Regions from separate parts of the Homo sapiens genome. Here region 1 is linked to region 2. A link is an interaction called in ENCODE POLR2A ChIA-PET data of the cell type or tissue named here. Cell type or tissue: IMR-90. All regions are shown on one strand. Each heading gives the region's core, and the rest is flanking DNA. Links, peaks and the distances in the headings are about the cores only. Region 1 holds the start of LOC124901020 (a long non-coding RNA gene). Region 2 has its middle 260 kb from the start of RPS23.

The links. Peaks named below come from ENCODE experiments on the same cell type or tissue, not always from the same donor. Only the 100,000 strongest peaks of a DNase experiment are listed, where the experiment ranks them.
Region 1: POLR2A ChIA-PET joins it to region 2 with 20 read pairs; 2 of 35 experiments call an interaction of 5 or more read pairs at or near these places.

What each region holds. Positions count from the first base shown.
Region 1 is chr5:82,805,698-82,822,007 of GRCh38, reverse strand. LOC124901020 (a long non-coding RNA gene) reads left to right here and starts at 5,014. Exons shown (of 2, transcript XR_007058846.1): 1 at 5,014-5,218; 2 at 13,221-13,559. RefSeq lists enhancers at 834-1,013, 3,833-3,992. In IMR-90, for the core only: no CTCF peak of the experiment used is centred there; no DNase peak of the experiment used is centred there; H3K27ac peaks cover 146 bases.
Region 2 is chr5:82,528,018-82,544,327 of GRCh38, reverse strand. No RefSeq gene overlaps it. Among named protein-coding and RNA genes, the nearest start is that of RPS23, 260 kb to the right of the region's middle. RefSeq lists an enhancer at 1-512. In IMR-90, for the core only: no CTCF peak of the experiment used is centred there; no DNase peak of the experiment used is centred there.

The DNA of each region.
Region 1 (16,310 bases), core at 5,676-13,675, 280 kb before region 2:
GTTGGAAAGACAGCAAACTTTGGTCAGGCTTTGCAGGTGGGTCTCTTGGCTCATGTGAAATCTGGATGTAATAGATTTAAGTAAACAACTGATCTTAAAGCCAGTCCAATTGCTGTTGCGTCAAAATTTATCCCAGGCCTCAAAGACCTTTAGGGGGAGTAAAGCCAAACGCCTTACCTGTAATTACATTCTGTTGATTTGTCTGAAGTTACTCCCCTTTGTCACTTCAGGTCTACGCAAAACTCCCGAGACAATAATGGGCATTGTTGGTTTGCACAGTGCTGGTGGAAACGTGGGTGCAGAAAGGCAAACTTGTGGTCGGTGCATTTTATTGCAGGATACAAATCACACAGCTGAATCTGGCAACTATTATGAGGCTGAAATAAGCACATATACTCACAGAACAAAGCAACCAAATTATGTGTTTAACATAATAATAATTACAAAAGCTCTACAGGCATCGTTTTGAGCTATCTGCTGCCATAAGTCCCAAGGGCTTCCTTCAACCATGGGGAAACTGAAAAATGAACAGTGACAGGAAGCTGGGGTGGAGCGAGAGCTCAGCCATTAGTTTTCTTTTGTGTGTGAACAATTGTTTTAAAGTTTAAATGCAATATTCAGTGTATCATTTGTTGCCACAAATTATCCCTTGGATAGTTTACTATGAGTGCCAGCTTCTCTGGGGTGCCTTCTGTGTTTTACAAGTGGTTCCATCAAACAATGATTATTATTCTTCAAAAAATGATCCAGAGTGGCTTATTACATGACAGACATGTGGTTTGAGTTTTGTCGTAAATGCAGAACAAAGGGTCTGAGAGTGTTTCTTTTTGTTATCTGAGCTGTGTGGCTCTAAGGAAACATCAGATAGTTCATTATTCAAATGAGAATATTTTCTTGCCTTTCATTTCATTTTCGGTTTTATTTCTGTATATCCATGACATTTTAGCAAGCAAGCTGCCTCCTCTAGAAGAGCCATCTGCTTTGCTTTTCAACTGTGAAACCATCTGAGAGAACGAATACCTTCTTCCTCATAGAAACACATATGGGGTGAGGGGAGTGGTATTGTTAATTATATATATGATTATGCATGAATATATACATAAATAGGTATATATTTATGTGTATTTGTATATGTGTATGTGTGTGTGTGTGTAGTGTCTTTCTTTACTTTTTTCTGTTTTTAAAAAATACTAGAGCATAGTTGTACAATCAAGGAACTTGGTCTCAATAAACAACTAAGCAAAAATCTCCGACCCACCTTTCTCCCATGTCTCAAACCTTTCTCAGTGCAATAGGGTATGAGTTACATAAGCATGGGGACTTTGGTCTGCATGTTGATTGGTATATTCCTGGTGTATAGAAGAGTGTCTGGTATATAGTAGTTGCTAAAATAATAGTTGTTGGATGAAGTGGTATGAATATCAGTGTTCCTCCTCAGTAAATTCTGTGTGTCAGGCATGTAACAGTCAGAAATTACTCTTCCTCACTATGATTGTGCCTGTCGTTACTCCCACTCAGAATGGTTATAATCTTTTGCCTGGTGCTAATATACCCTGTGCTATGGTGATGGTTTGGGGCAGGACACCTTCTATGACTTGTGTTACATTTTCTTACTAGATGACAAAGCAAAGATGCCTTGAGGCCATTTCCTATGAGTTGTCAGGCATCCCTGCCAACTCTGTAGGATTACTTAAATTATCACCAGTGAACATACATTTTGGATCCTGGCCTCAGGACTTTTTCTACATGAATATATTGATGGAAGAAACAGGAACCTATTATCTATTGAGATGACTGATAGTAAACCACTACCATAACTCAGGAAATCTGTGAAAAATACCCTCCCATGTATAAGTTAAAATGGCACAGCATAACTGGCCATGAAACAACAGCTATCAGACTAGCTTGATGTCCAATAACTGGAAATGGATTATCTGATTGCACCAAAGATTTCAGAGGCATGAAGTCAGGTCAGCTGGTTTTTGGGTTTCTATTGTGGAAAAGATTCATATTCATATATTGGACCTTGTCCGGCCACTCATAGAGTAACCGAGAGCAACAGACTTTTTGTTCTTGACAGAGATACATAGAATACAAAGGAAGAGACTGGAGATTATCCCTGATGTCAGTAAAGTCTATAGCTCATGGAAATGAGAGCTAGAAACATGTGACAATATTTTTTAGGAACTGTTCTATCATACATTTTCAATAATTCTCTATTTACTACAGAACAGAATTCCCAATTATAAGTAAGTTTTGTAAAAATCTAAGCTAATTCTACCTACTCAGAATCAAGCCTCTTTGCCTGTCCACAGCCACCGTTTGCTGGAACTGAGATGGAGAACACTCACCATTCACTAAACACCCACACCTTGATTTCCCTACCACATTGCTTTGAGGGGCATGCTGTCATCTGTGGTGGCTGAAGTTCCAGGAAAGGGGCTGGTGCATTCCTCTTTGGACATACTAAATATGAGGTATTGATGGTGCAACCAAGGGTGAATTGTGCATTAAAGAGTTGGAGAGAGAGCTCAGCACTCAAGAGAGAGGTCTGGCTGGACACCGAGATTTAAGAAGCTTTCACCTAATGATTGTACGTGAAGGTTTGAGGTAAAAGAGATCATCTAAGGTGATTATGTACAACAAGAAGAGACAAGGACACTGGTTTTATAGGCTAGGCAGAGGAATTAGTAACAGTGAAGGAGACTGTGAGACAATGATCCAAATAAGGAAGGAAAATGGTGTTATGAATAATTAAGCTAATATTTACTGAATGCCATCTATGTGGAAGAGCTCTGTTTAAGCATTGTGCATAAGGTAAATCAACTAATACAATAATCTTATAAAATAAGTTATATTATATTCATTTTTAAGATGAGGACACTGAGGCACAGGAAATTCAAGTAACTTCCCTAAGACTACCAACTAGAAAGTGGTGAGGTTGGAATTAAATTTATCTGATTCCAGAATCTGTACCCTAGTCTATTCTACAATACCTCAGCAAAGGAAAAAGAGTTTCAACGTGGAGACAGCGACCCACATTTGCACAATGCCATATGGTCCAGAGAATTCAATTAAGATAATAAATGCAAAGTATCCATTGAGTTTGAGGATTAGGAAAATACTAGTGATCTTAGCACAAGTTGTTTCAGTGGATTCGAGGCAGTAGAATTTTGAAGCAAATGAGCTCCTAAGTATCACCTATATTAGATCTATTTTTAAAAATTTATTTATCCAGGCCCTGGTTCCAGCACACTTGAATAGGTTTTCAAAAAATAGTCATTCTCCGAATGTTGCAAGAGTAAAATTGAGCATGAGATGTCAATTCTCCACATTAGCTTCAATTCTCCATTTCCCTTTAGCTGTATAGAAATAGCCTGTGATGAAGAGTCAAGGCTGTATAGCTTGTGAAACAATCAGGGCTTGTCTAGCCATTTTTGTTTATGTATGTAGGAGGTCATGAGGAGGCATGCTACAGAGACTTTAAAGATGAGGGAACTGAAGCACAGAGAGGTTAACACTTTGCTGTTCGTGGAGGTGAGGGGTCGGGGAGGGGAATCACCTAGTGTTACTTCCAGGAGATTTGAAAGGCTTTTTACTCTTACTGAAACTAACAATTTGATTCAACATTTAATGCTAGACTTTTAGCCCCTTTATAGATTCTGGTGGAAAAGAGATGGCTTATTGGATGGGCAAGAAAGACCTTCAAGACCCTCTTCTCCTGGTTTCTCTCAGGCTCAGGAAACTAAGAAGTCTCTGTTTTCTGCAATTATCTCTACCATAGTCCCATATAGTTAAGGACTAATATGGTTTGGTGGTATCCCCGGCTAAATCTCATCTTGAATTCCCACATGTTGTGGGAGGGGCCTTGTGGGAGGTCACTGAATTATGAGTCTGGGTCTTTCCCACGCTGTTCTCAGGATAGTGAATAGGTCTCATGAGATCTGATGGTTTTTAAAATGGGAATTTCCCTGCACAAGCCCTCTTCTCTTGTCTGCCACCGTGTGAGACACGCCTTTCACCTTCCACCATGATTGTGAGGCCTCCCCAGCCATGTGGAACTGTAAGTCCATTAAACCTCTTTCTTTTGTAAATTGTCCAGTCTCGAGTATGTCCTTATCAGCAGCATAAAAGTGGACTAATACAAGGATTTTCTAGACCACTTTGGCAGCCATCACTGAAACCGGCCTGAAATATATATAACGGTCCTTCTCTTATGTTCAAGCCAATTTGAATGGAAGGAGATTTCTTTATTTCAGATATCCTCACTAATTAATGCTCTACAATAGCATAAATTTCTTGTGGTCCAAATCCTTTTCTTTTAAAAGTCACTAAGTGGCCAGGCATGGTAGCTCACACTTGTAATCCCAGCACTTTGGGAGGCCGAGGCAGGTGGATCACCTGTGGTCAGCAGTTCGAGACCATCCTGGCCAACATAGGGAGCCTTCATCTCTAAAAGAAATATATAATTCATGAATACTAACAGTTTATGGTTTTTTTAGTCATACAGTTCAAATGCCTTCTACTAATTTTAAACAGCATCTGGATTTTAAAGGAGCAAAATTCAAAAGAAAAAAGCTTGAAAATCCTTCACTGGAAAAACCTGCCCATTAAAAAAAAATAAGACCAAAGCTCAATTCTCACCTGGTTCCAAAAACCATTTGAATTCAGCATATCATGTGTTGGATTTTAGAATGGAGTAAGCAGAGAAACAGAGGGAAAACAGCAACATGTGTAAGTGATCACCAAAAAAATAGCCCGTTTCCAATACTGAAAAAAACATGGCTTGTACATAGGTCACAGAACAAATCAGACGAAACCAAAGTGCCAAGTCACAACTTAAAGGAAAAGAATCCACGAGGGACCTTCGTGAGCAGATGGATTAGAAAGGCTAAGTTTCAACTCATGAAGACTTGAACCTACGCTATCTGAAATAGCCAGTCAATAACATTAATAATAATCATAAGACTCTGAAAACTACAGCTGGGGGGATTAAGCCAAATGGAGAAGCAAGGGACTGAACAAGAGAAGGGACTTTCCACAGAATTACTGAAAACAACAATCTGGTAATGAGGGAGTTGCTTCTTTCTGCTGGAGTGAAATTCCTCTACAATGTTTTTCCTTTGTGGCTGCATTTTCTAGCATCAGTAGGAGTACCTTCTGAAGAGAGTAAGTCCAGTTCACTATTGAATCTGCATTCAAAGATGCCAGTAAGCAGGTAAGAGAAAAGTGTTTTTTGTTTTTGTTTTTGTTTTTGTTTCGTTTTGTTTTGTTTTTGAGACAGAGTCTCTTTCTGTAACCTAGGCTGGAGTGCAATGGCGAGATCTCAATCACTGCTACCTCCGCCGCCCGGGTCCCGGTTCAAGCAATTCTCCTGACTCAGCCTCCCTAGTAGCTGGGATTACAGGCACGTGCCACCATGCCCAGCTAATTTTTGTATTCTTAGTAGAGACGGGGTTTCACCATGTTAGCCAGGCTGGTCTTGAACTCCTGACCTTGAGATCCACCCACCTCGGCCTCCCAAAGTGTTGGGATTACAGGCGTGAGCCACCGCACCCTGCCGAAAAAAGTGTTTTGTAATTGAATCACATGAGACTATGTGGAAAGAAGTCTGGCTCAGTGAATTAAAAATTTTCATTGGTTATCTTCTTATAGTAGAGTGTTTCCCATAGAAAACACCTTCATGGGCTATCTTTTCCTAATAATGTAGCCAAAGTTGGTCAAAATCAAGAAATCTTGTGTTAGCTTCACTGGAATGCTTGTCCAAATTTTTTCATTGCCTTTCAATTTTATCAGCTTGCCAGCACATGAGAAACCCACAAGCAGCCCACAACCCAGGACACACATCTGTCCAAAAAATTATCTGCTCTTTCTCCTATCTAAACAATAAGAGTTCTGGTAAGGATCACATATTTGGTTACTGGTAAGTCCCTTGTAGTATGCCTTACAGGCTCTGTAACCTCTATTGGATCAAATTACACGTGGTGTGGAAGAGGAGAAAGAGTGGAATGCTGCCATAATCAGTGTTGGGTAACCAGAGAGGAAGGAACAGTAAAAAATATCAACAAAAATAAATATGGAGCTCTTACTCCATGTGAGACACTGCCTTAAACATGGTGGGCCATAGAAACAACCTTAGGATCGAGTTCCTGTCCTTAGGAATCTCTGTCTAAGTGGAGATTATAGAAATACAGAGTCATCACTTGAAGCCTGTATTTTGAACGAGTACATAACAAAAGGCCGAAGACTTAGCAATGGGGACCCTGAATTAAGAAGTGGCATCCTCCCACTACTCTCAGTTGGAATGGAACAAAATTCATGAGGGACACATGAGAATGTCCCCAGATCTGGAAGAAAAAAAAAGTTACTATTTGATGAGTTCATACCAAGTGCCAGGCTCTCTGTGCCTTACATGTAGTAACTCATTTAATCCTCCTGATAACCCATAGGTGATTGCTATTGCTATTTCTGTTTCACAGATTTGGAAACTGAAGCAAAGACCTTAAATAATGTGGCCACGTCATGCAACTAATAAGCAGTAGATCTGAGATTATCTCAAAGGTATACTAATGCACCTAATAGTGCACCTAAAATGACCAAATGGGTTGCTAACAGTTCCACAGTGAGAAGGAACTGGGAAGTGGTGTTATAACTCATTGTAAAGCCTGTGAATTTTCTTCAAATAAATGCATATGTAATACTCAAATACATAAAGAAAGGTTCTGTGAGCTTCCTGACAATAAGGAGACCAGATAATTTGTACAGAGACTTCTCAATGGATGAATAGCTTGAGTTCCAAAAAATCTTTCCCCTTTTATTCTATTTTTTTTTCTTTTTCTTTTTTTTTTTTTTAGAGACAGGGACTTGCTACATTTCCCAGGCTGGTCTTGAACTCCTGACCTCAAGCAATCCTTCCACCTCAGCCTCCTAAAGTGCTGGGATTACAGCTTTGAGCCACTGCACCTGGCCTTCCCTTTCATTCTTATATACAAAGTACCATTATATAAATAAGTAGTTGTGCTTTTGTTCTGATGCATAGTTACTCTGTGTCTATGAAAGATGGTACATTGAAAAATTTTTAGGCATTGAATTTTTGACTTACAAGACTTCAGAATCCGGAAGCATCATGTGTACAGAGGAGATGAAAAACTTTGAAGTTGAAGGAAGGTCCTTGATCAAAAGAAAGGGAAAGTAGTGTTTACATAAGTGAGAGGGATATTCCCATTTCCAAATGGAAATTTTGTTTAGGTGAAGAGCCGCTAGTAGTACAATGAAGTACAAATCCATTTATTCAACCAGGCCACAGAACCATTTGCATTCTATGTGTCTGGCTAGGGGAAGTAGTCAGTGAAACCCATTAAACAGTGCTCAGAAGAAACCATCCAGCCCAGTACAATGAAAATGTACTTTTCAAGACCCAATGATCTATCCAAACATCATTTTAGTTGCTGTGGGAGAAGAATGCCATCATTCCTACTCAATAGATTGCATTATTATTGGGGAAAGAAAACAAAAGCATGCAAAATGAGAGCATGAGATGCTGACCACAGCCTGGGAGTTAAGGAAGAGATTAAAGGAAGAAACACCTTCCTGACCTGAGTTTTCTGAGAAAATGGAGCTGGAGCTTGGTAACACTCATCAATAGCCCAAAGATGGACTTTTGGGACTTTGCCTGAGAGCCTGTGGAGAAAATAAAGACCTGGGCTGGATAGTTTCTTCTGAGTACTGTTTAATGAGTTTCACTGACTACCTCCCCTAGCTAGATACATAGAACGCAAATGGTTCTGTGGCCTGGTTGATTAAATGCTTCATCAGGCAGACAGGCCCCTGGGAACTGTATGCAACATTTTATTGCCTTTCAAGGCAGTTGTTTCTCATTGTATAGATGCGCCTGAGTGGATAAATAATCGAGAGTTTCAATGCCAAAGGCTAATTTGCCCTGGCTTTGGAAATGCCTCTTTTTTTTTTTTTTTGAACCCCTAAGCAGCATGAATTATACTGATAGTTCTGCATGTTTCTGGCTGACCACCAAGGACCCCCCTTCCAGGAGGATGGGAAAGTTGCCGGATGAAGTTTTCTCACAGAATTTACCACTGACTATAAAGTGAAATTGCTACAATGAATAATCATCTTTCCTTGTGCAATCTTAATTGAGTTGGCAACATGTGTAATTACCATGATGGCAGAGGAACCCTGTGATGTTGAATGAAGGACGAGTTTCTTTGGCTATCTGTAGAAAGCCTCAAAACACGTTGTCTTCTTAAAGGCCGACCACCACTGAACTCATTTGAGCAGAGGTACATTTCACTTTGCTTGGATTTACCAGGGCTTTCAAAATTCAGTGCTTTCATGCCTTGCAAATAGGTATTTTTGGAAAGTGAATGCTTGCAGGTTAAGGGGATTTGTAATCTTTCTTTCAAGTGCTATTCCTAAGGTTCAAACATGTAAGTCTATCAATGAGTTGCAAATCACTGTAATGCAACACTTATCCAATTTGCAAGGATGTTTGTTAAAAAAAAAAAAAAAAAAAAAAAAAACAACCAACTCTCTCAAGGGGAAAAAAAAAGCTTCACAGCGAGAGCCTGCCCAGGGGTAAATTATAAAGATCTCCCACGAACATCAGAACTACATAAACTGAAGTGTAATTACCACCTAAGTAGGAAAATATAGTCTTTGTTTTTTACCTTTTCACCAAAAGACTATATACTCCTAGAAGTTCAAGAAAGGTCATTGGCAGAACCTAACCTTTACTTTATTGAAACTACCAAAGCTAAATTATACATGTTTTTAACAGCCTGCTGAATGCTATGCAAAGGCTTCTTTACAAATGTCAATCATCACTGAAACCTCAAGTCAGTGTCAAATCCTTGCAAATAATAGTAACAAAGTTCTTCAGTCAGATGCCTATGACTGAGATGGGTTTCATTATTTTCCCCTCTGACTTCTCATAACTGGAGGAAAGCTAGGAGAGAATGTGATATTGCAAAAATAAGCCCTGAAAAGTGCTTTGCCTCTTCCAAAAACTGATGAGCTATATTATTGCTGTAAGTACAATTGTTCAAAGAATATATTATACATGTGAAATCTATATTAACTTATTTAGGCTCCCATGGTATCATTTCGTAAGTTATAGCTACCAGAGACTCTTGGTATGCATTTTCTTTTATCTGGATAAATAGGAAATGGTAATATTGCTCAAGGTAGTGTGAGACAGCTGAATATTCTTGAACAGTCAGTAAAGGTCAAAATTGGGAAACAGGAATTTGCTTATACAATCCTTTCTGTGGCTAGCTCTCTTGCTAGCATGCAATTCAATACTTTCTGGGAACATTTGTGTGCGAAAGAAGCATGTTTGTATGCATCCATTTTTGTACTTCCATTTGCTTAGCATGGCTTTTGTTTGGTAGCTGAGAGTGCTCAAGGACATTAGGCTTATTATTTAATTTATTCAGTCCCCAGGGCTAGACCTCTAGGCAGAGCCATGTGTGGACCTTTTTGATGTGCTTCAAATTATAGTGTTTAGGCAACTTCTACTTCTCTTCCAATGAGTCTGATGTGATCTGAGATATTGCTGGGTTGACTGGCCTAGTGGGGTCTCCTCTCTAAGAGGATAGTTTGTGTAAAGTGGGGAATCAAAATCATCCTCTGCATAGGAAATGAAAGTATGTTTCAAAGCTTACACTGTGGGGGGAACAAACACACTAGGGCCTGTCAGGGTTGAGGGGCGGGGGAGGGAGAGCATCAGGAAGAATAACTAATGGACTGTGTGCTTAATGCCTAGGTGATGGGTGGATCTCTGCAGCAAACCACCATGGCACAGGTTTACCTATGTAACAAGCCTACACATCCTGCACTTCAACCCCAGAACTTAAAATAAAAGTTAATGGAAAAAAAAAAAAAGAAAATGTAAACTACTAAGAAATGCCTGTTCTTCACATTTTAGATAAATAGTGGATCTGGGACAATAGGATCTGGTTTTGTTTGTTTGTTTGTTTTCCTCTGTAATGTAACAGTGCCTGGAAGAGTTAATGTGATTTTATTAAAATTTCTATTTTAATGCCAAGAAACAATTTCTTCTCTGGAAGCATGTAGTTCAATATTTCTTAAAAGCCAAAAAGGGAGAATGTGAAAAGACTCTTCAAAGAGTTTTCCGTCTTTGCTGAGGCAACAACAATGATAGTGATAATCATGATCATTATCTCTTTCATTTGCATGGGATTTTTTAGCTCATAAAACGCTTTTATATACATTATGTCATTTTCTAATATAACTAAAACCTTGCATAATACGAAATTAGCTGTTGCTTATGTCAAGGCATTTGTGGGTTATTAGAAGCTGTGAGCCAGATGTTATGAATGGTATAAAGAGTGTATCATGGCAACGCATAGAAAGGTCCAAACTTTTGTATAGACAGAATGGCAAGACGATGAGAGGAAAATGTACCATAGCTTGCTTTACTGGAATAAAGAGTCCAAGGCAGGGTCAGGGCGAACAGAGGCATGAATACCTACTTTGGCTTTAGTACCTTATCCCAGAGATGGAAGGAATCCATTTGAAGTGGCTGCCTAGGAATCTACGTGAGATGGGTATTGATGCCATGTCTGAGATAAGCAGGAAGGAGAACAGAAGTGCCTCTACTTATGAGCTTTCCACTTCTGAACTCTCATGAATTTATGAACAAAGCTGCTTACAAAGTAAAAGCACCTCCACTGTGTTGTATCACCATCAGTTTCATTTATGAATTATTTCATTGATTCATAGATTCATTGATTTACTAAGCACTCTTTTCACACATAATTATTGTGCCAGGCACTCTGCTTGGTGTTGGAGACATAGTGAAAAGGACAGACAAAGTGCCACCTCATACAGCTTGTATGACATAGACAAAGAACAAGGAAACAAATAGCAAAATAAATACAGATTGTGATGTATCATAAAGGAAAATACAGGGCAATGAAACGGAGAGACAGTTTGAACTTCTTTTTGGAAACATAGATCCCAAGAGCAGCTCTATTAAAGAAGCCTTAAAAATTGTGTTATGGAGGCCCAACACAGTGGCTAACGCCTGTAATCCCACCACTTTGGGAGGCCAAGGTGGGCGGATCACAAGGTCAAGAGGTTGAGACCATCCTGGCTAACATGGTGAAACCCCGTCTCTACTAAAAAATACAAAAAATTAGCCAGGTGTGGTGGCGGGCGCCTGTAGTCCCAGCAGCTTGGGAGGCTGAGGCAGGAGAATGGTGTGAACCCAGGAGACGGAGGTCGCAGTGAGCCGAGATCACGCCACTGCACTCCAGCCTGGGTAACAGAGTGAGACTCTGCCTAAAAAAAAATTGTGTTATGGAAAATGTAACATCCCTTTGACAAACTCTGGGCTCACTTCTTCAAAAGTGTCATGAAGAGCAAGATCAAATGCTCACGAAAAATGGTTAGGGCTGGGTGTGGTGGCTCATGCCTGTAATCCCAGTGCTTTGGGAGGCCAAGGCAGGAGAGTTGAGTGAAGCCAGGAGGTTGAGACCAGCCTGGGCTACAAAGTGAGGCCCTAATTTACAAAAAATTAAAAAAAAAAAATTAGCTGAACGTGGTGGTGTCCACCTGTAGTCCTGGCTAGGCAGGAGGCAGGAAGATCGCTTGAGCCCAAGAGTTTGAGGGTGCAGTGAGTGAGCTGTGATTGCACCACTGTACTCCAGCCTAGGAGACACAGCAGGACCTTATCTCAAAAAAATTGAATAAATAAATGGTCATGATAAAACAATAACATGGAAGTAAATGTATTTTTAGAGTACATTAAATACAATAAGGTATCCCCTTACAGAAGAAACTAGGTAGGTCAGTGTTAGAAAGTTGCTGTGGTGGACAGCCCTTCTCTTTAAATAGCTTCTTTAATTTTTGAGAAAAAGAATTGCTGCTACAGATTATCTCATAAGGTTTTGTTATATAATTCTTGACCAATTAAAAAATATATTGAGCAAGCCTGTACTAGCTTGAAATATATTCTGATCTTTATTCTCCTTATTTATTTTATTAAGTCTTGGCAAAATGCTCTGTAATTGCCAGATGTTCTCACAAGTCATATGAATATTCAATGCAATTTTTTAATGCTTTATCTTCATTTAAGTTTCGTGTGCTAACCAACTGCACTACTGGAGCTTCTAAGGCTTTATCTTCAATTCACTTCTTATAAGGCTGAATCTAGAGCAAATCTCCCTTCTCTGCACCAACAAATTAGCCCACCTACATGGTTCCCAGGAGGGGACATCTATGATTATTGACACATTTCTTGCTTAATCAAACCGATCTGAGTTTTGAATGTGTAAAAACAGAGATGGAAAAAATTTGGAATGCAAATGGGAGAATGCAAATTAGGGAAGAGGTGGATACTTAAAGGAAAATCAGCATGATATTGGCAAAAGAAAGATGAGTAGATGCTGGATAAGGAAAAACAACAGTCAGGAAATAGTCAACTTATATGTTGCAAGTCTCTTTTGTGCTCACAGTGGACATTGCTATTCAAAGAGTATTCTTTTCTATTGAGCTTGGGGATGGCCTTAGAATCTTTTCAGCACATTACAGCAACCTCTGTCACTTTATCAGAGATGTCATATGGGGTCAAATCTATTTGCCATGGCAGTGTAAAGGGTATTGCTCACCCAAATATTTGCCTTTTAACAGGTAATATGGTTTGGTTGTGTCCCTACCCAAATCTCATCTTGAATTGTAGTTCCCATAATTCCCATGTGTCGTGGGAGGGACCCAGTGGGAGTAATTGAATCATGGGGTCAGTTCTTTCCCATGCTGTTGCTGTGATAAAATAAGTCTCATGAGATCTGATGGTTTTATAAAGGGGAGTTCCCCTACACAGGCTCTCTGGCCTGCTGCCATGAAAGACGTGACTTTGCTCTTCATTCCCCTTCAGCTATGATTATGAGGCCTCCCCAGCCGTGTGGAAGTGTGAGTCAATTGAACCTCTTGGGTATTTGAACCCAAGGTTCAATAAATTGAACCTTTATTAGCAGTGTGAGAACAGACTACTACAACAGTCTTCCAAGTCTTAACTTGAGACAGTAATGCAGGAGTTGGAGGCAATAATTTAGGAAAGATATTTAGGAAATACCTTCTTTTTAGGAAAAATGGGCTCATTTAGGAAATTTCATTTTAGGAAAAATGAAGATATTTTGGGACAGGGATCATCGTTTGTTTTTCTTGCTCCTCAAATCTAGGTCACCAGCTCGAACAGACCCTTCTTGCTCTGTCCCAAGGACAAAGAAGATGGCTGCTGCGTTCCCCTCTGTGAAGAATTTGCTGGCCTTTGAAAGAAACGGTCAGTAGAAGATTCACTGGATAGTGAAATTCTTTGTGCCTGGGATGTGTTCAGTCTGCTTTTCTGCTGCACCAGGAAAGAAGGTCCAGTGTCTTATTTCATTCTGGAGCTTTTTGAAACTTTTTACTCTGTACTTTAATTTTGGCAACCTTGGACTGATGGGGTTTGTAGATATTAATTATCAAATTGTTATTTATTAGCTGATATTCTTTCAATTCAATAAATATTTTAAATCCCTTGTGGTGTCTGTTGAACACGTTACCAGGAAACTGAAATAATATCTTCAGTCTTCCTTTTCTTTCCTCCACAAAATAGAAAGAAGATAACTATACATAGCTGATAGTTATTTTCTCTCAGAAATTCAAATATATTATTTTTAAGTGCTTCTGTAAATATTTGAACTGAATGCAATTTAAAAAATAAAAATCTAAAGACCAATACAATTTTATCTCATAAGATTTTTATTTTTGACCTTTAAGTCAAGAATTAATATCTCTATATTAGCTGCAAATGGATTTAATTACCTATATCTGATTCCATGTTAATAATATTAAACCCAACATAGAAATATTGCAATTATGGGTGTGGTTTTTACCTAAGTATTCCCAGGAGCATTTGGGACCAGGCAGAATATGGAAATGTTAAAGGTTACAGCTCAGGAGCTAAAGGTGCGCCTATAATGAACTAAATCAAAGTTCAATGAAATAAATTCAAGATATTTATTGATGTTTATTAGGGACCTTAATGGATCCACTTTATTTACTTGCAGGATAATTGGAGTATAGCAGTGTAAGTAGAAGTTTCAGTAGAAGGAAGCAGCCTATTGTTAAAGACCAGTTGTTCACTTTGCTGATGATTAAACACTGCTCTAATATAAAGGCAAAAAATATTTGCTGTGTTTTCCTTTTTTCTGTTTAGGCTTAAAGGAAACATAAGTAGCTGTAGTATTGTGATAGAGTAGACACCTAAAGTCATCAGTTTTAGGTAAAAGGCTAGTGAGGCCACTCCTGAAATTTTGCGTTGGAGGGGCTACAAATTACTATTATCCTTCTGATTCCAGTTGTGTGTGTTACAAGTTTATTTTCTGCAACTTTGAGGACTTGAAATTTTCCTTAATGCATTTGTTCAACTTCTTTCCAAGAAAATTATGCTATTAATTTAATTACTAAGATCTTTATTTGTATTTAACTTATTAAATATATGTGTTAGGAATTGCTTAGTAGAGTATTATTTATGGTTACATAAGAAAAACACTGCTAATAAATATAACTAGGAAAGAGGGAAGGCTGCTGGGATTCATCACATACAGCATATAGCCAAGGTATTGTAAAAGCAGTCATTTATTATATGTGACTGTATTTACATTTTTAATATTTGTATTGTCCGGAAGGATTTTCTTGCAAAAGAGTGGTAAAAGAGGCCAATAATCATTAATATAACTAGATAAGTTCCTTGCAGAAAGGCAGAAAAATGCTCCAGAAACATCATATGCTAAATTTTCTAGGAACTGTGGATAGCTGTGGATAGCTGGGTTTCAGCCAATTTTTGACAGCATATAAATAATTTTGATATATACGAAAGAAACTTTGGAAAAGTTCAGATGAGCTTTTCCTTGGAGACATGACTGCACAAAGTTGGGGTGCTGATTATAGTTCATTCAGTGCAAAATGATCCCCTATTCCCAGCTTTATACTCCAGTAGTAATTACATGGGCTCCCAGAATGGGGCTAAAAATGAGGCCTCTTTTTATACAGTAACTTGGCTGTCACATTTGTCGCAGAGAAAAAAGAAAACCGTTGATGCGAGTTTGTAACAGGGTTCAAACACTTTTCAGGTTCACCATTGTTTTTATTTTCCAATAGAATTTCGTTTGACTCTTGCCTACACTTCTATCTATTGTTATCTCTCACTTCTGCTAGCCTCAGCCTGCTTTCTACATATACTCCACTCAAAAGAGGCTGAAGCAATTCTGAAACGTGTTTATACAATTATTCACTGACCACATCTGTGTCTACACATGCAGTATGAAGTAAAGATTTCTCCCAATTATATTCAGACTCTAACAAAATGGCAAATCACTCTGTTAGAATAACCACTTAATAACTTCATTCTGCTCCTATGTGTCAATTTAAGTGCAAATAAAATTGATGCCTGAGAAACATTTTGTGGAAGGAACATTTTGTGGGAGATGATTGTCAAGAAGGATTACTTAAGTGTTTCCCAGCATTTATACATTAAACCCGCAGATGCTGAAGGCTGAGTGGGGTGGAGTAGATAAAGACTATAGTGATTGGATAAGCTGAGGAAACGGTGTATACATTTTCACATGGTGAAAAAGCTGTGACATATCCTGTACTTCATGAATCTACTTCATTTTACTTGATGTAACCATTCTTTAAAATATTTGATGAAGGAAACCTTTTTTTGCCTCACATAAAAACTACAAACATGGCTGGGTGTGGTGGCTCACACCTGTAACCCAAGCAGTTTGGGAGGCTGAGGCAGGAAGATCTCTTGAGTATCAGAGTTCCAGAACAGCCTGGACAACAGAGTGAGATCCCATCTCTATTAAAAAATATTAATAGTTAAAAAATTAAGGCCGGGTGTGGTGGCTCACGCCTGTAATCCCAGAACTTTGGGAGGCCAAGGCGGGTGGTTCACAAGGTTAGGAGATGGAGACCATCTGGCTAACACAGTGAAACCCCATCTCTACTAAAAGTACAAAAGATTAGCCAGGCATGGTGGCGGGCACCTGTAGTCCCAGCTACTCAGGAGGCTGAGGCAGGAGAATGGCATGAACCCGGGAGGCGGAGCTTGCAGTGAGCCGAGATCACGCCACTGCACTCCAGCCTGGGTGACAGTGTAAGACTCTGTCTCAAAAAAAAAAAAAAAAAAAAAAAATTAAAAAATATTCTGAAAAATTAGTATTTTGCCAAACATACTTTCACAAATGCTAATCTGAACACATTCCTCATTTTACAGATGATAA
Region 2 (16,310 bases), core at 4,273-12,272:
AGCCAGAGTGGCCAGGATATGAGGAACAGTGTCTTGAGGCTGAGCAGGGCAGCAAGGCCCTGGGCCTGGCCCACTAAACCATTTTTCTGTCCTAGACCTCTAGGCCTTTGATGGAAAAGGCTGCCTTGAAGATCTCTGAAATGTCTTTGAGGCCTTTCCCATTGTCTTGGATATTAGTATTTGGCTCCCTTTTAGTTATGCAAATATCTAGCAAGTGGTTTTTCCATGGCCTACTTGAATTCCTATCCCAAAAAAGCTTTTTCTTCTTTTGCCACGTGGCTAGGCTGCAAAATTTCCAAACTTTACATTTTAATTCCTGTTTGAATATTACTCCAACTTCAAGTTATTTATTTGCTCCTCCATCTGAGGATGAGCTGTTAGAAGCAGCCAGTCCACATTTTGAACACTTTGCTGCTTAGAAATGTTTTTCTGCCAGATACCCTAAATCATCACTCTGAAGTTCAAACTTCCACAGATCCCTAGGGCAGGGGCACAATGCAGCCAAGTCCTTTGCTAAGGTATAACATGCATGACATTTGCTCCAGTTCCCAATGAGTTCCTCATTTCCATCTGAGACCTCAGCAGCCTGGACATTACTATCAATATCACTATCAGCATTTTGGTTACAACCATTTAACCAGTCTCTAAGAAAATCAAAGCTTTCTCTCATTTTCTTGTCTTCTCCTGAGCCTTCCAAGAATTTCCAACCTCTGCCTGTTACCTACTTCCAAAGTTTCTTCCACATTTTTAGATATGTTTATAGCAATACCCTATTCCTTGTACCAATTTTCAGTATTAGGTCATTCTTGCATTGTTATAAATAAATACCTGTGACTGGGTAATGTATACAGAAAAAAGATTAAATTGGCTCACAGTTCTGAAGGCTTTACAGGAAGCATACCACTAGCATCTGCTTCTGGAAAGGCCTCAGGAAGCTTTTACTCATGGTGGAAGGTGAAGCAGGAGCAGGCACTTCATATGGTAAAAACAGGAGCAAGAAAGAGAGTTCAGGGGGAGGTTCACACACTTTTAAATGACCAGATCTTGTGAGAATTCACTGTTGTGAGGACAGCACCAAGGGAAGGAAGCTAAAGCATTCATGAGAAATCCACCCCTATGATCCAATCACCTCCCATCAGGTTCCACCCGTAATACTGGGGATTACAATTCAACATGACATTTAGGTGAGGACAAATATGCAAACTGTATTAGGGAGTATGGTTCAATATTAGTGCTTTTGTTCCTTTTGAGATTCCTGTAACTATATTCTGTAATGACTCGAGTTGGAGTCAGTCCTGAGGGCTGTCTAAAGAGGACAAGGGAAGGAAGGATGAGACTGGTTCTGTTGACCCTACACATAAAATAGACTCAATCTAATAAAGTATTTTCTAATACGGTAAAATAAATATCTCCAAAGAGTTTTACAATGTCCTTTAACATTGATAAGCTTTTTCTTTAGTGGTTTCACCAAGATTCCTTGAGCTCATGGCTTTTTAAAACAGCCTGGGTTTCCCAAGAGAAACTAATGCATGTATCACTGGCATTCTTTGTCTCATTCTCTAGCTCCCTGGCAAAATACTCAGCAGGCCCTCTTTCTTTTTTGGACTGTCTGAAATGGCCAAAAAAAAAAAAAAAAAAAAAAGAAGAAAACTATTTTAAAAACTGCTATGACTACCTTTGTAACAGCAACAGCCATTAGGGAGTTCTCTCCTCTTCCATTTCTTGTGATTAAATTTTAATGCAGTTAAAATTGTGATTTTTTAATGCAGTTGTGCATAAAAAAAATTGTGATTTTTTTTTAATGCAGTTACATCGAGCTAACCTGTCAAAGTAAATTCACCAAAGTTAAATTTTCCTGAAAGATTAAGGATGAAAAGTCAGCAATCCACAACTAGGAAAAAAGTGATAGGGTTGGCCTTGTTGTTTTCCAGATGTTTACCAGTAGATATTAAGTTGTTCCTGAACTAGAGTGGGCATGAATCCTATAGGTCCTAAATATCAACTTACAGGGCATTGCTGTTCTTCCTGCTTTTTAACATATGTCATAGGGTCAAAGAGTATAAAGGGCTGTTTTCCTTTAAAATATCTACAGTCTAATAATAAATTGCCCTTACCATATTTTATTTCCCACTTTTCTATTCCAAACACCTGAAGAACTAAATGAAAAGTAAATGGAAAGAGCAGGGTATGATCTCCTAAGTCAGTTATTAGCCTAAGAATTAGTGTTTGGAGAACAGCACTCTCCCCTTCCTCCTTTGTCCTGAGATTCAGATTCCCATCAGCAAAATGTAGTCCATAGATAATAATGACACTCATCTAATGATATTAAAGCATGTTGAGACCTGTCGGAGAAATACACGATTTTAAAACCAAAATATTCAAAACTATATAAACTTTTAAGTCTGAGCATACTAAAAATTGCTATTCATTAGAATAAGGTCTGGAATGAAGTTAATTTTACCGTATCCCCATTTCTGGATGATTTTATATATACTCCAAAAGCACAATTGATGACCACAAAAAAATAACATATTAAATAGTATATTAATTAAATACTTATAATGAGTCTCCTTAAAAACACCATTAGATAAATTTGTTGGCCTGGCTCTATTTGTTTTATGTACTTGAAGGCAATGAATTGTGCTTCTTTGTTCTACAAATTATTTCTTTTTTATCAACTCATGTATCTCTCTAAAATAAATGAAATTTTGGGGTTTACCACTAATATTCATCTTTTCTTCCTCCATTTAAGTAGTCAGGGGTATATTATTCAATTTTATAGTGAGAAGTCAAAGGGTCTAAACAACGTTAAAAAATATTACCACAATTTGGATAAAGTTATTTTCACTTCACAAAATAAATGAGGCAAACATTTTAAAACCTTCCAGAATACTGGATTATTTATTGCCTTCTAACTTGGTTTTCTAATTATGATTTTAATGAACTTATTTGGAAATTAAACTCTGCTCTTTACCGAAGAAAATGGGGAGGGGGTAGATGTGGGGAGCAACTGTTTCAGAGATAGTTTGCCAGAGCCATGTCATCACTCTTCGAGTGAGTCTACCTGAATTATTTTGGTTCTGCCTCTAATTGCCTTTGTGCTCTTGGCCAGGGCATTTGTTTATCAGATTCCTGATCTTTAAAATGTGGAGGTTCATCTAAATACTATCCAAAGTTGCTTTCAGCTTCCATAGAAGCTAAATTCTTCCACGTTATTCTTTAATAAGTTGATACGGAAGAATGAACAGAATTAAACAAGCCACGTTTCTGATTCTACCCTGTACTGAACACAACAAGCTTCTGAATCACTGCCATGTGCATAGCTCCTTCTGAGGAAAAATTTCTGTTTAGGCATCTCCAGGGCCAGCCTCATGGAAGTCAACATGACTGAATCCAACATGGCCACTTGGCTCATAAGTAGGAATCCAGGCCATGTTCTTTTGCAATTCAATGAGGAAGGCCAATAAGGTTCTCTGAATGCCTGGAAATTTTGAATTAGACAAAAGAATAAGTCAATTACTCATAGGATTTGGAGATCTATAGTCATTACTAGCAGAGAAGTTGGAGAGGCCATGGTGGATTATATGCAAGCTCAAGAAATTTCAAATAATTTTGTTCAAAGATTAAGGAGGCTTGATTATCGCAAGTACCACATTAATTAGACTTTTTATAAGTTAGCACATAGAAGGTTTGGAATTCTTTGAGGCAGACATTATTCAGATTATTTCCAAAAGGCCCCTTTGTTTTCTCCTCGGGATAATATTTTTTAAAAATGAGTTATTAGTCACAAGGGTTGTGATTAGTCACAGCCACCTGTGGTGAGATTTCCCTCCATAACTGCTTCAGAAATGCAAGTACAGCCTGGAGACATCCCTGTCTTCGGGGGGCTGAGGCTAGACCTGTCATGGGTTCTCTTATGTGGAATGACTTGTCTCCTTCTTCCACTTCCACAAGGACCAACATATATGATTTCAATTACAACTTCTCTTCTCATGAGGCATGAAGAGGTTACCTTCCTAACTCTCTAGCAGGGCAAATATAAAATAACAATGTGAAAATCCTTATGATAAAATGTAAAACCTGTCTTTACCATAAAGTTTCATTTCCTGGGGTAATCTGAGTGATTTTCTGATCAGAATCTTAAAATCAAAAAAGACTAGTTAAAACAACTCTCAAATCAACTATCTAGGGGTACTTTAATGAGGGGAAATCAGAGAACTGCAGAATTAGATGGTCATTAAAGAAGAGAACTAACTGAGGCCTCTGCCTGCAAACTTACACCACACACAATGGATGATTGTTGTTTCTATTTTGAAAGCTCTCTGATGAGGCTGATCCTAGTGAACGTAAAAGCTCCCCAAATCATGGTTATTGAAAGTAGTCTGGAAGGTCATCGACCTTCTAATTTCTTCTGTCTAGGCTTTCTCCTGCCTAATCCCAGGATATTGGTTAAGTTGACCTCAGAGGGGTCAGACTGATCTATTGCAACTCCAGAGCTTTTGTCCCAGTGCCAATGTCCTCTCCATCAAGAATCCAAGGGTCTAATGCAGCTTCCAGAAGTACCCTTTATTGGTAGAGACTTCCCTTCATTTATTCTTTGGTTCACTCAGTCAACCTTCAATCTTGAAGTACTTACAATATCCAAACATTGCTTAGGCCCAGGGAACACGAGACAGTAACAAGAGCTTTGCTGTGACAGCTCTTACATTCAATATAAGGAGAGAAAAATAAAAACAATTAAATGAGAAATGAGAATATACAGAAAATAACTTACTCATGAGTGTCTGGGTGTGTTCTTCAGATTATCTCAAAAGAGGTTGAGATCTGAAATGATGAGAAAGATAGTCAAAAAACTTTTAAAATATATCCTTTTCTTTTTGCAGACCTGTGCCACAGTGACTATTTCTAGAGCGCCACCTGAAAACTCTAGAACAGGTAAGACCAGCAGCAGGTCTGCCTTATCCCCAGTAGACACAAATCTGCACATGTCATCAAGAATACCCCTGGTTGCTGTAGGTCCCAGAGGACTAGGGAAGTGGAGGTGATGACTCCAGATGGCTGTGCACGCTATGCCCTCAAAGCCAGACTCTAGTCTTCTGAGGAAGAGGAAGTAAAATAGCACCTTCATCCACTGGGGATAGAGAGGTTGCAGGACACCTCTCCAGTTTCTATTTAGTGCCAAACCACCCTGGAAAAAGTACCCAGAGGATGAAACGTCAACCCTTCATTTTGGAGGGTAATCATCCACAATCCCCCACACTAAGAAGCCTACCTTATTATTCCACAACTAAAGTTAATTTCAAAGTCTTTTCTCCACAGTGCACCTAATATGAAGCAGATGTGGGAACCACCGCAGGACCAGGAGAGGCCCATTCTCCTATCTCTCCCAATCTCTGTCTGTTGCAAATAAGCCAAATTTAAACCAGCAATAACGCATGTTTCCAATCAGCACTGCAGCTTTCTCCCCACGGAAGTAACTCCTTGGCTTGCACAAGGGAAGGAAATGTTTTCTTCAAAAAGCAGTGCCAGGACAGGGAGCAGCTTATTCTCACGATAGTTAACATGCTCACCAGCCAATGCAGTGAGAAAATCAGTGCAGGAGCAGCCAGGGCAAGACAGGAGAGGCCTTATTTCAGCAGAAACAATGGGAAAGACAGAGGAGGATTGGGAAACATATCTATAAAGCTTAAGAACATGAAGCTTGTCTTCCTAAGCTATTGTGGATTCATAAGGAAGTGTGGTTCATGTTGAGAATGCTTTCTCTGCCTTATCTCTCACATGCCTGATCAGAAACTGAACAGACGGAAGTGATATCCTGAACCCCATGGAGAGGGTGGGGGCTGGCTTTTGTGCTATGTAATAGGAGGACATTAAACTAGGGTAGACTAAAACCAAAAATGTCCATAATGTGTTTTAGGACAACTCTTCCTGCTCAGCAGTAAGAAAATTTTAATATTTTGCCATACCATGAAAAATAAGAAAACATCATGGTTGCCCAAATAGGTCCCCATGAACAAAACCTATTTGGAAGGAAAAGCAAATACAAACATAAGAAGTCGTCACTCTTCCTTCTAGCCTCATACGCACCTTTCTGGATCTGCCCCCTTCAGTGCTTTTCACCCATTCTTAAAAAATGTGTCAACTCAGTTGTGAAAAACTGAGCTATTCGAGGCTTCGGGACATTTTGTGAAAGAAATAAGCTATCTGGGAATATTGTTGTTGACATTGGCTTTCGTTTGAGGTTTTACGTATGCATGCAGAGAAAGATTACGTGTGAGAATGTTAGAGGCAAGTTTCGCTCTCTGCAGTCTTTATTAAAAGTAATTAGTAATAAGCCAGTCTTCCATTTACAAGTATTTTCTCTGAAGAGACCACCAGTTCAGCTGTGTGTGCTTGCGTCTTTCTGACAGCAGTTCTCAAAGCGAAGCAAAGCAGTGGCATCTGTAGTAACAATCAAAACACCAAAAGCCTGGTGGTTAATTCAATAAAACTCTTGAGTACACAAATAGCTGATGATGTTTAATTGACTGAACAGATAGTGAGTAGCTGACAGTTCTGGGAATTACACTGGATATTTATTTTAATCTGTTTAATTTAAAATTGGAACAACATTTTATTGTGCAGTAAGTTTATATAAATTTTTTAATGGTTGGTTAAGTTACATGCTTGTTTTTAGATGGCAATTTTAAAACATTTATCACATGTAGCTTTTAAAGATATTTTCAATTTTCCCAAAGCATTGCAGAAATGAGTTTAATGGAATAAACATAAAAAGTCAACAGACCATCACACTATGTTTAAAAGAGCCTTCTCAGCAATAAGCAACCTGCATTCAAATCTTGTCCCTGCCACTTTCTAGCTCTGTGAGCTTGGACAAATGATTCTCTAAGCCTCACTACAACTATTTATTAAATAAGATCAAAATAATCTCAAACTCCTAGGGTTATTGTGAGCATTAATGAAACAAAGCAGGTAGAGCAATTGATAGAATGCCTGGTCCATGGTCAGTATTCAGTCACTATTCTCTCTCTTCTGCAACTTGGCCTCAGCTAGTTAATTTACACATTTGCCCTGAAGAGCTCACAGACTCCAGCTCTGGAGCCACATTGCTCATCAGAAATCAAATAGCACAAGGATTATTAAAGAGCACATGGTTCTTTTTGTTTACTGAAGTCCAAAATACAGAACTGTAGTTATCAACAGAGAAACACTCCTGCAAGGGCCACTAATTAAAGAACATGTTTCAGAACACATTTCATTTGTATTCTACGCAAAGAGAGCTGCCCATCACAGACTCATAAAATGCTAGCCCAGCAATACATCTTAGACTAGTTCACACCCAACACCCACCCGCTCTCCACCAGCCCAATCTCCATCGCCTTACTTTGCAAAGGAAAAAAAACCCAGTGAGTTGTTGTGGTCCCCCCGCTATTCATTCAAGTTTAGAAGCAATCCAAAACCAAATCTGGGGTCTCCCAATACATCATTAAATTTGGAGAGTTTTCCTGAATATGCAATTCTTACACACAAACTTGCTCACTGGCATTACTAGATAAATGTGACCTAGAGGCCACATGGCAACCATGCTACTGATTTGTCACCCAGTCAAAGCTCACTGACTATATTGGTGTCTCCAGTTTCTTCAATAGAGAAATGGCAATCACTTCTGGTCAGGGCTTGGATCCCAATTTGGTGTATGAGGCAGGCTCACAGGTACACCCTTCAGTGATGAGGTCTAGAGGACATAATTCATAGACATCCTGTTTCCTCTGCCAACGTTATGGCAGAAATGCCCTTGGACAAGTGAACCAGGTTTCTTTCATTCAAGTCCTACCCAGAAATCTATAGAAATGTCTCTTTTTGTTTGCTCAGGACAGCCACTTGCACCTACTCTGGGTGAAAGGGAAAGTACTTAAAAAGATTCTACTGGCTACAGTGGAAATCTCCAAAGTGAGTTACAGTAACTTAAAATTAGCACACTCCTTCAGCAAAACTTTGCCAAATAGCTTTTTTTTTTTTTTTTTTTTTTTTTTTTTGAGACAGAGTCTCGCTCAGTCGCCCAGGCTGGAGTGCAGTGGCTCTGTCTCCACTCACCGCAAGCTCCACCTCCTGGTTTCACGCCATTCTCCTGCCTCAGCCTCCCGAGTAGCTGGGACTACAGGCGACCACCACCACGCCCAACTAACTTTTTTTGTATTTTTTTAGTAGAGACGGGGTTTCGCCGTGTTAGCCAGGATGGTCGCGATCTCCTGACCTCGTGATCTGCTCTCCTGGGACTCCCAAAGTGCTGGGATTACAGGCGTGAGCCACTGCGCCCGGCTGCCAAATATCTTTTAAAACTCTAAGAAAGAGAATCTTTCCAGAGCAGGGATTCCAGTGCTGAGATCCCCCGTTGCTGCTGGTGCTTTCCTCACAATAACCTGCTTTGAAGTCTGACATCATGGGATGCAAGGGTCTTCCAGGCTTCCGGCAGCCACAGCACTGCCTGGGCTCTTCAGACTTTAGGAGAGGGTTCCCTTCAGTTCCCCTCCTGAATCGGCAAGTACTAACAATTCATCCACTTAGAGCTTCAGCTCTAATACAGTTAACTGGAAATTTTCTCCACAGAAGCCTCATTCCCTCTCATCTCAGAAGCTTCTCTAAGAACAAAGACTCATTGAGAAGATAGGAGTCTTGTCTCTGCACTGAGGAACTGAGGACATGCTCTTTAATTCCTTCGTTACAGCATTTCCGCTATCCGTGCTACTGACATTTAACAGGATGGACTCTGGACCTCCCTTCTATCTCTCCAAAGTGGAACTGGCAATGTTTCTTCAAGAAACTACCTTGGAGCCACATCAACATGTGTATCTAAATTACACAAAGTTAGGCATACAAATTTGGCAACTGAGTTTGCAATTGAGATTGCAATTGAGGGCAATCTTGCTTGCCTTCTATTCCATGAGAAAATGCGCCAGAGATGAAAGAGGTGAATCCACTTTTCCCTTCAGTGTGATTGGATAATTTTTTACAAAAACACATATTTTTGGAATAGCATGGCCCCAAAACACAAGCCAACCTCTTCATCTGGTGCTCATCTGCTTGAAAATCAGAACTAAAACTGGCTCTATGTTGGTTTCCAACAGAGAATCTTTCTTAAAGCTTTCCAAGAATTATTCTGTCTCTATGTGATTTTTCACTTACTCACTGCCTTTGGAATCTAATCCCCCCTTTACCATATGACTTTACTGTAGTCCATTCTTGACTGAGGTTTGAGAAATCATTGTGGTCTATCTCCCAACACATTGTCCTAAAGCAATAGATTAAAACAGCTAAATCAGGAAAGCTACCACTTATCTTCTTCAGACTTTCCCTGTGAATTCCTGGAGAGTCTGGGTTATGGACCACCCTAAGGAAGGTGTAGAAATATGGGTAAAGCGTGATGAAAATGTTATTTGAAAATGACATAGTGTCTCCTCCATCAAAGAATGGTATCAAGTCCATTCAGCCCTTTGAGGGCTTTGTAACATTTCATAAGGGTTGTTAATTCCTTACCTTTAAAATGTGCATCAGTGTCATTCCTGAATAGCCCTTAAAAGAGTCAGGGTTTAGATGCTTCCAAAATACAGTAACACTACTTCTCAGCTACTCTACAGAATTTGGATACTGAGGTGACCCACCATCTTTGAGATTTGCTTTAGTGCCTCCCTCCAAAAACACAACAGATGGAACCTGAGTGAGTTAACCTCAGGTTCTAACCTGAGTTAGAGCTGAGAGTCAATTGAGAGTGGGCAGGATGGAGATTATAATGAAGCTGGAATAGACACACATGAGGGAGCCCTAACTGGATCCCAGTGGAGACAACTAAAATGTTAAAATTAAAAAAAAAAAAAAAAACAGAACAGGAAGAGACAGCAAATGTTGGTGCGGTAAACCTCAATGCAAACAAGGCAATGAGTTCAAAAGCTGGCCCTGCTGAGACAACATAGAACTGTCCTCATAGAAGACAAGATATCCCTTGAGAGATGAGGCTAAAACTATTACAGAAAAAACTGACACAGAAAAAAACCCAAATGCCTAAGTGAAAAAATTCTAGAAATAGAAATCTCCAATTTGAGGGAAGGAGATAATTTTAACCAATAAAAATAATTAAGATGAAACTTAATGGAGAAAAAGAAAAAAAAACACAAAAAATACTGCTTTCAATTTTCTAAACATCTTCAACCCAGAAAAATGTGGTTGGGGCATCTGGCATCTTTGCCATCTGCATGTTCCTTGGAGCATGACACAAAGCTTGGAGGCTGAGAGAGGCAGGCAGAGCCTTCTGTCAAACACACAGGAATGTCCTGGCCAAATGGCCCAGGGAGGGTTGGGAGCAATGTTGTAAACTCCCTTTATAGTGATCTATTGTTTTGTTCTTGTTTTTGTAAGAATAATACAGAGAATATCTATTACTTTAACCCTGGAAATCCCTGAGAAAGAAGAGAAACTAGTGCCAAAGCCAGAACTACCCATTACAGGCCATAGTGGCATCTGTCATTAAATAGCAGCTCTATCATCCACTCTGTTTCAACATGGAAAAGCAGTGTCTGCAATACTGCATTACGTGTCAAACATCAGCCTTTGCCAGCTATCTGCAGGAATGGGTAAAATCACAGCATCTATGAGGGAATGATAGTTATTACCTATACTCTAAGACTGCAACTAATTTTGTTCCTCAATACTCAATAGCCTCAATAACCTAAATATTAATATAAGCTAGACTGCTGATTGAAGGTTTTCGAAGACTGCCATTGTGAAGCTGAAACAAATTCCAAATTTGTAGGCAGGATTTTCCTTCAAATAACGTCTGTTTCTGCAAGGTCAGTTCATAGAGCAGATAACCTGGAATAAGGAGGACATTTCACACAAAAATCACCCTGTTTTCTCCAGAACATGATAGGCTCCAGTAACAAACCTCAAAATCTCAGTGACTTAACAAAGCAAAGATGCTTTTCTCTCTCAGGAAAAGTCTGATGTGGATGGGACAAATTTTCCATGCTCATGCTCCTTCATGTGGGAATTCAGGGATCTAGGTTTCTCCACCTTTCCTTAAGCAGGGCGTGAGAGATAGAGGAAGAACACTAATTTTAGCTTGTATTCATAGCCTATGGGCCCAAACTGGTCACATCGTCTGAACTTAACTGCAGGGAACTGAGGTGATTTAGAAAAGCACAGGAAATATTTAGCTCATACTAACTGTCTTTGCCACATTCACATTTCTACACTTAATTTCTGATGCTGGGTGAGTAATATGGTTTGGCTCTGTCCCCACCCAAATCTCATCTTGAATTGTAGACCCTACAATTCCCACATGTCATGGGAGGGACCCAGTGGGAGGTAATTGAATCATGGGAGTGAGTCTTTCCCATAATGTTCTCAGGATAGTGAATAAGTCTCACGAGATCTGATGGTTCTATAAAAGGAAGCCTGCCTGCATAAGCTCTCTCTGTCTGTCTCTCTGTCTCTCTCTCTCTCTCTCTCTCTCTCTCATCTGCCACCATGTAAGAAGTCTCTTTGCTCTTCTTTTGTCTTCCACCATAATTGTGAGGCCTCTGCAGCCAACCTCTCTGGGTAACAGGCAGAGGTTGGAACACTTTGGAGGGCTCACAAGAAGACAGGAAAATGTGGGAAAGTTTGAAACTTCTTAGAGACTTATTGAATGGCTTTGACCAAAATGCTGATAATGAATGGTATGGACAATAAAATCCAGGCTGAGGTGGTCTCAGATGGAGATGAGGAATTTGTTGAGAACTAGAGTAAAGGTGACTCTTGCTAAGTTTTAGCAAAAAGACTGGTGGTATTTTGCCCCTGCCCTAGAGATTTATGAAACTTTGAACTTGAAGGAGATGATTTAGTGTATCTGGCAGAAGAAATTTCTAAGCAGCAAAGCATTCAAGACATGACTTGGGTGCTGTTAAAAGCATTCAGTTTTAAAAGGGAAACACAGCATAAAAGTTCGGAAAATTTGCTACTTGATGGCAGCCCCTCCCATCACAGGCCCAGAGGACTAGGAAGAAAAAATGGTTTCGTGGGCTGGGCCCAGGGTCCCCCTGCTGTGTGCAGCCTAGGGACTTGGTTTCCTGCATCTCAGCCACTCTAGCCATGGCTAAAATGGGCCAAGGTACAGCTTGGGCCATGGCTTCAGAAGGTGCAAGCCCCAAGCCTTGGCAGCTTCCATGTGGTGTTGAGCCTGCAGGTGCATAGAAGTCAAGAATCAAGGTTTGGGAATCTCCACCTAGATTTCAGAGGATGTGTGGAAATGCCTGGATGCCCAGGCAAAAGTTTGCTGCAGGGGCAGGACCCTCATGGAGAACCTCTGCTAAGGCAGTGCAGAAGGGAAATGTGTGGTTGAAGACCCCACACAAAGGCCCCACTGGGGAACTGCCTAGTGGAGCTGTGAGAAGAGAGCCACAGTCTCCAGACCCCACAATGGTAGATCCACCAACGGCTTGCACCATGTGCCTGGAAAAGCTGCAGATATTCAATGCCAGCCCATGAAAGCAGCCAGGTGGGATGCTGTACCCTGCAAAGCTACAAGGGTGGAACTGTCCAAGACCATGGGAACCCACCTCTTATATCAGTATGACCTGGATGTGAGACATAGAGTGAAAGGAGATCATTTTGGAACTTTAAGATTTGACTGCTTCACTGGATTTTGGACTTGCACAGCGCCGTAGCCTCCTCATTTTGGACAATTTCTCCCATTTGGAATGGCTGTATTTACGCAATGCCTATACCCCCATTGTATCGAATAAGTAACTAACTTGCTTTTGATTTTACTAAAGGGACTTGTCTTGTCTCGGATGAGACTTTGGACTGTGAACTTTTGAGTTAATGCTGAAATGAGTTAAGACTTTGGGTGACGGTTGGAAAGGCATGATTGCTTTTGAAATATGAGGACGTGAGATTTGGGAGGGTCCAGGGGTGGAGTGATATGGTTTGGCTGTGTCCCCACCCAAATCTCATCTAGAATTATAGTTCCCACAATTCCCATATGTTGTGGGAGGGACCCGATGGAAGGTAATTGAATCATGGGGGTGGGTCTTTCCCATGCTGTTCTCATGATAGTGAATAAGTCTCATAAGATCTGATGGTTTTATAAAAAGGAGTTTCCCCACACAAGTTATCTCCCTCTGTCTTGCCCACCACCATCTAAGAAGTCCCTTTGCTCTCCCTTTGTCTTCTGCATGATTGTGAGGCCTCCCCAGTGATGTCAAACTGTGAGTCCATTAAACCTCTTTTTCTTTATAAATTACCCAGTCTCAGGTAAGTGTTTATCAGCAGCATGAGAAGACTAATACAGGGAGATTAGGTTTGATGATGCTTCGAGGAAGATGCAAGGGCCGACTCTGTATGCAAGTGATGTAGGTCACTTCTTTGGGAGGAGATGGGCTTGGTAGGCAGGGTGGAGCACCAGGACAAAAGTGCTGTTTCCCTTGTCCTGTGCCTAAAATATCTACACAATTCTATCCCTTGGGTTAGGGTATTTAAGTCTACTTTTAACATATGAAGATTATCAGAGAGGAATATAATTTGAGCTAGGATGTTCAACAAATAACAACCCTTGAAGGGGCAAGTGAGAAGATGAAATTTCTCCCTGGGTGAAGGGCCACAAGCTCACCTCCTGAGATCAAGGCTCATTACCAGGGCAGGATCACCCAAGGGCAAGAATGGCTGACCTCAGGAGGAAGAACTATAATACTTGCAGACAAATGGTGGCCCTCCTCCATGCTCCCACTGATGATATCAGCCATTGATACCTTATGTGGAGCTGTTTTGTGAGTTGTTCTCACTTTGCTGGCCTCTAAAGAAGTAGAAAAATTAAACTGGTAAATTAGACTGGGAAGCAGCATTTTATGGTGGTAAGCATATGAGATGTCACTCAAACATACCTGGATCCATATCACTAGTTCTACTAATCATTAGTGATATGAGTTGGGAAATTGGTTTAATATATATGAGCCTTGTGTATAAAATGGAAACTATGTCCTCTGACACTACTTTGAGGTTTTTGAAAGGATAAAACAATATCGAGTATCTGACTTGAAGGTATTCAATGCATGTAAGATTCCTGTTGGACAAAAGGAGATGGAAAAGTTGGGCTTCACTCAGGGTAAGACTTTTCAGTGGAAGAATGTTGGGGCAATGTTAAGCAACAGGGTAACTGATCTCAGTGGGTAGGGACTGCAGGAAAAGAGAAAGGAGGGGAACCCAGGACAAACTTGGCTAAATTCACAATTTTGCCCAGACCAGGCTTACACTTCTGTCAGATTCTCATCCTCATTCATTGTGCTCTCTCATTTGGTGAGACTTAGTAGAAATTATGATAAATTAGCCTATGGAAAGACTCTGAACTTTCCTAAAACACTTAGACAAGCTTTTGGCTCTCTATTTATATACATGTGACCTTTAATGTCCCACATAGAGTGATGACCCTGAAGACACCTTTGGTGTTCAATCACAAGGGAAATGAGGAAGGCACTTTGACCACCAAAATGAGACTGGCTCAAGAGAAAGGAATTTATTTTCCAGATTCAAGAATCTTATTTTTCTTGCAGTGTCTTAAATTATGCAAAAATAGAAAAGCACTCTTAACTAAGCAAACAGTATGTAGGTTTAATTTTAAAAGTTTTATTAAATATTGCAGGAAATATCTCCAGAGCCTTTTAAATAGAATTTTAAATACAAGTATCTTGTCCCATGATGCTACTTTTGCTAAACATTATATATATTAGAGAACTGTTGAAGGAAATTATCCCATTTTTGAAGAAAATTCTTCATCATATGATAATACACTTTCTTCCAAAAAAAATCAGTTAACCAAAAAAACAGCTGCTCACATTGTAAAAAAAAAAAAAAAAAAAAAAAAAAAAAGAAATCAGGTAGCCTCATTTAGGCATGCTGGATTTTATCTACAATTAAATCATGATAGTCTTTCGGACTAGAGCTGAAATTTTTTTATTGATTAGTTCAAAAGCTAATCTATGATTGCCTTTCTTATAAGAATCTGCCCTGCTGCTGAACAAATATACAGGAATATGTAGAAGGCAAACAGAAAGAATTGTTTTCTAAAATATAGATTGAAAGTAGCCACAAAGTAGACTCTCCATTTGAAAAGTTTATCATAATGTAAGTAGTTTTGCATATGTCTCTCACTAGTCACAGTGTCCTGAAGCAATCAATCTAAGTCCCTCAAGTACTGCTTAAATGACAAGGTGGAATCTCTGAGGTGCTTCTTGAAAACCACAATAAAAGCAAAAAAAATAAAAAATAAAACTGTCTCCTCCAGAAACAGTGGATTCAAGATAAAATTTAATAATTTAGCTACGTCATTAACCAGCAATGTAACACTGGAAAAGTTACCTAACTTTTTTGATCCTTATATTTCTTATCAGTAAAGCAAAAATAATAATGTCTCCTTCACAGATTGCTAAAGTGTGATAATGTGAAATTCTCCACCACTGCCTTGGGCATATAGTAGCTGTTCAGCTACCCTTTGTTGCATATTAATCCATTCTGTCATTTTTATTGAAACTGATCTTTCAGGTATGCTCTTTAACCACGGTCATCTGGGTCCTTTTACTCACAAAATCTACATAAATAAAAAATTAAGTTATCACATTATGTAGCAAGAACTGAGTAGACAGTATGTCTGGGATGATGTGCTTTAAATTAAAAACTAAGCAGTGTTGAGGAAATTCACTTTGGAAGGCCTGGGGATGGAAGCTTAGAGGAATGGCTTCATGTTTTACAGAACAGCTGAAACTGGGTGATATGGTTTGGCTGTGTCCCCACACAAATCTCATCTTGAATTGTAGTTTCCACAATCCCCACGTGTAATGGGAGGACCCTGGTGGGAGGTAACTGAATCATGGGGATGGTTACCTCCATGCTGTTCTCATGATAGTGAGTTCTCACGAGATCTGATGGTTTTATAAAGGACTTCTCCCCCTCTTCAATCTGCACTTCTCCTTGCTACTGCCATGTGAAGAAGGACGTGTTTGCTTCCCCTTCCATCAAGATTGTAAGTTTCCTGAGGCCCTGCTGAACTGTGAGTCAATTAAACCTCTTTCCTTTATAAATTACCCCATCTCAGGTGTGTCTTTATTAGCAGTGTGGGAATGGACTAATACACTGAAGTACTCAAATCCAGTAGATCTATTTATTAGAAGGCATTTTAAGACTCTATGGTTTCAAATATGAGTCCCAATCAAAGTCACAAGGGTAGTCTCTCAGAATCTGTAATCAACAGGCTTCTTACATGGGCAACTGTATATTTAACAATGGTT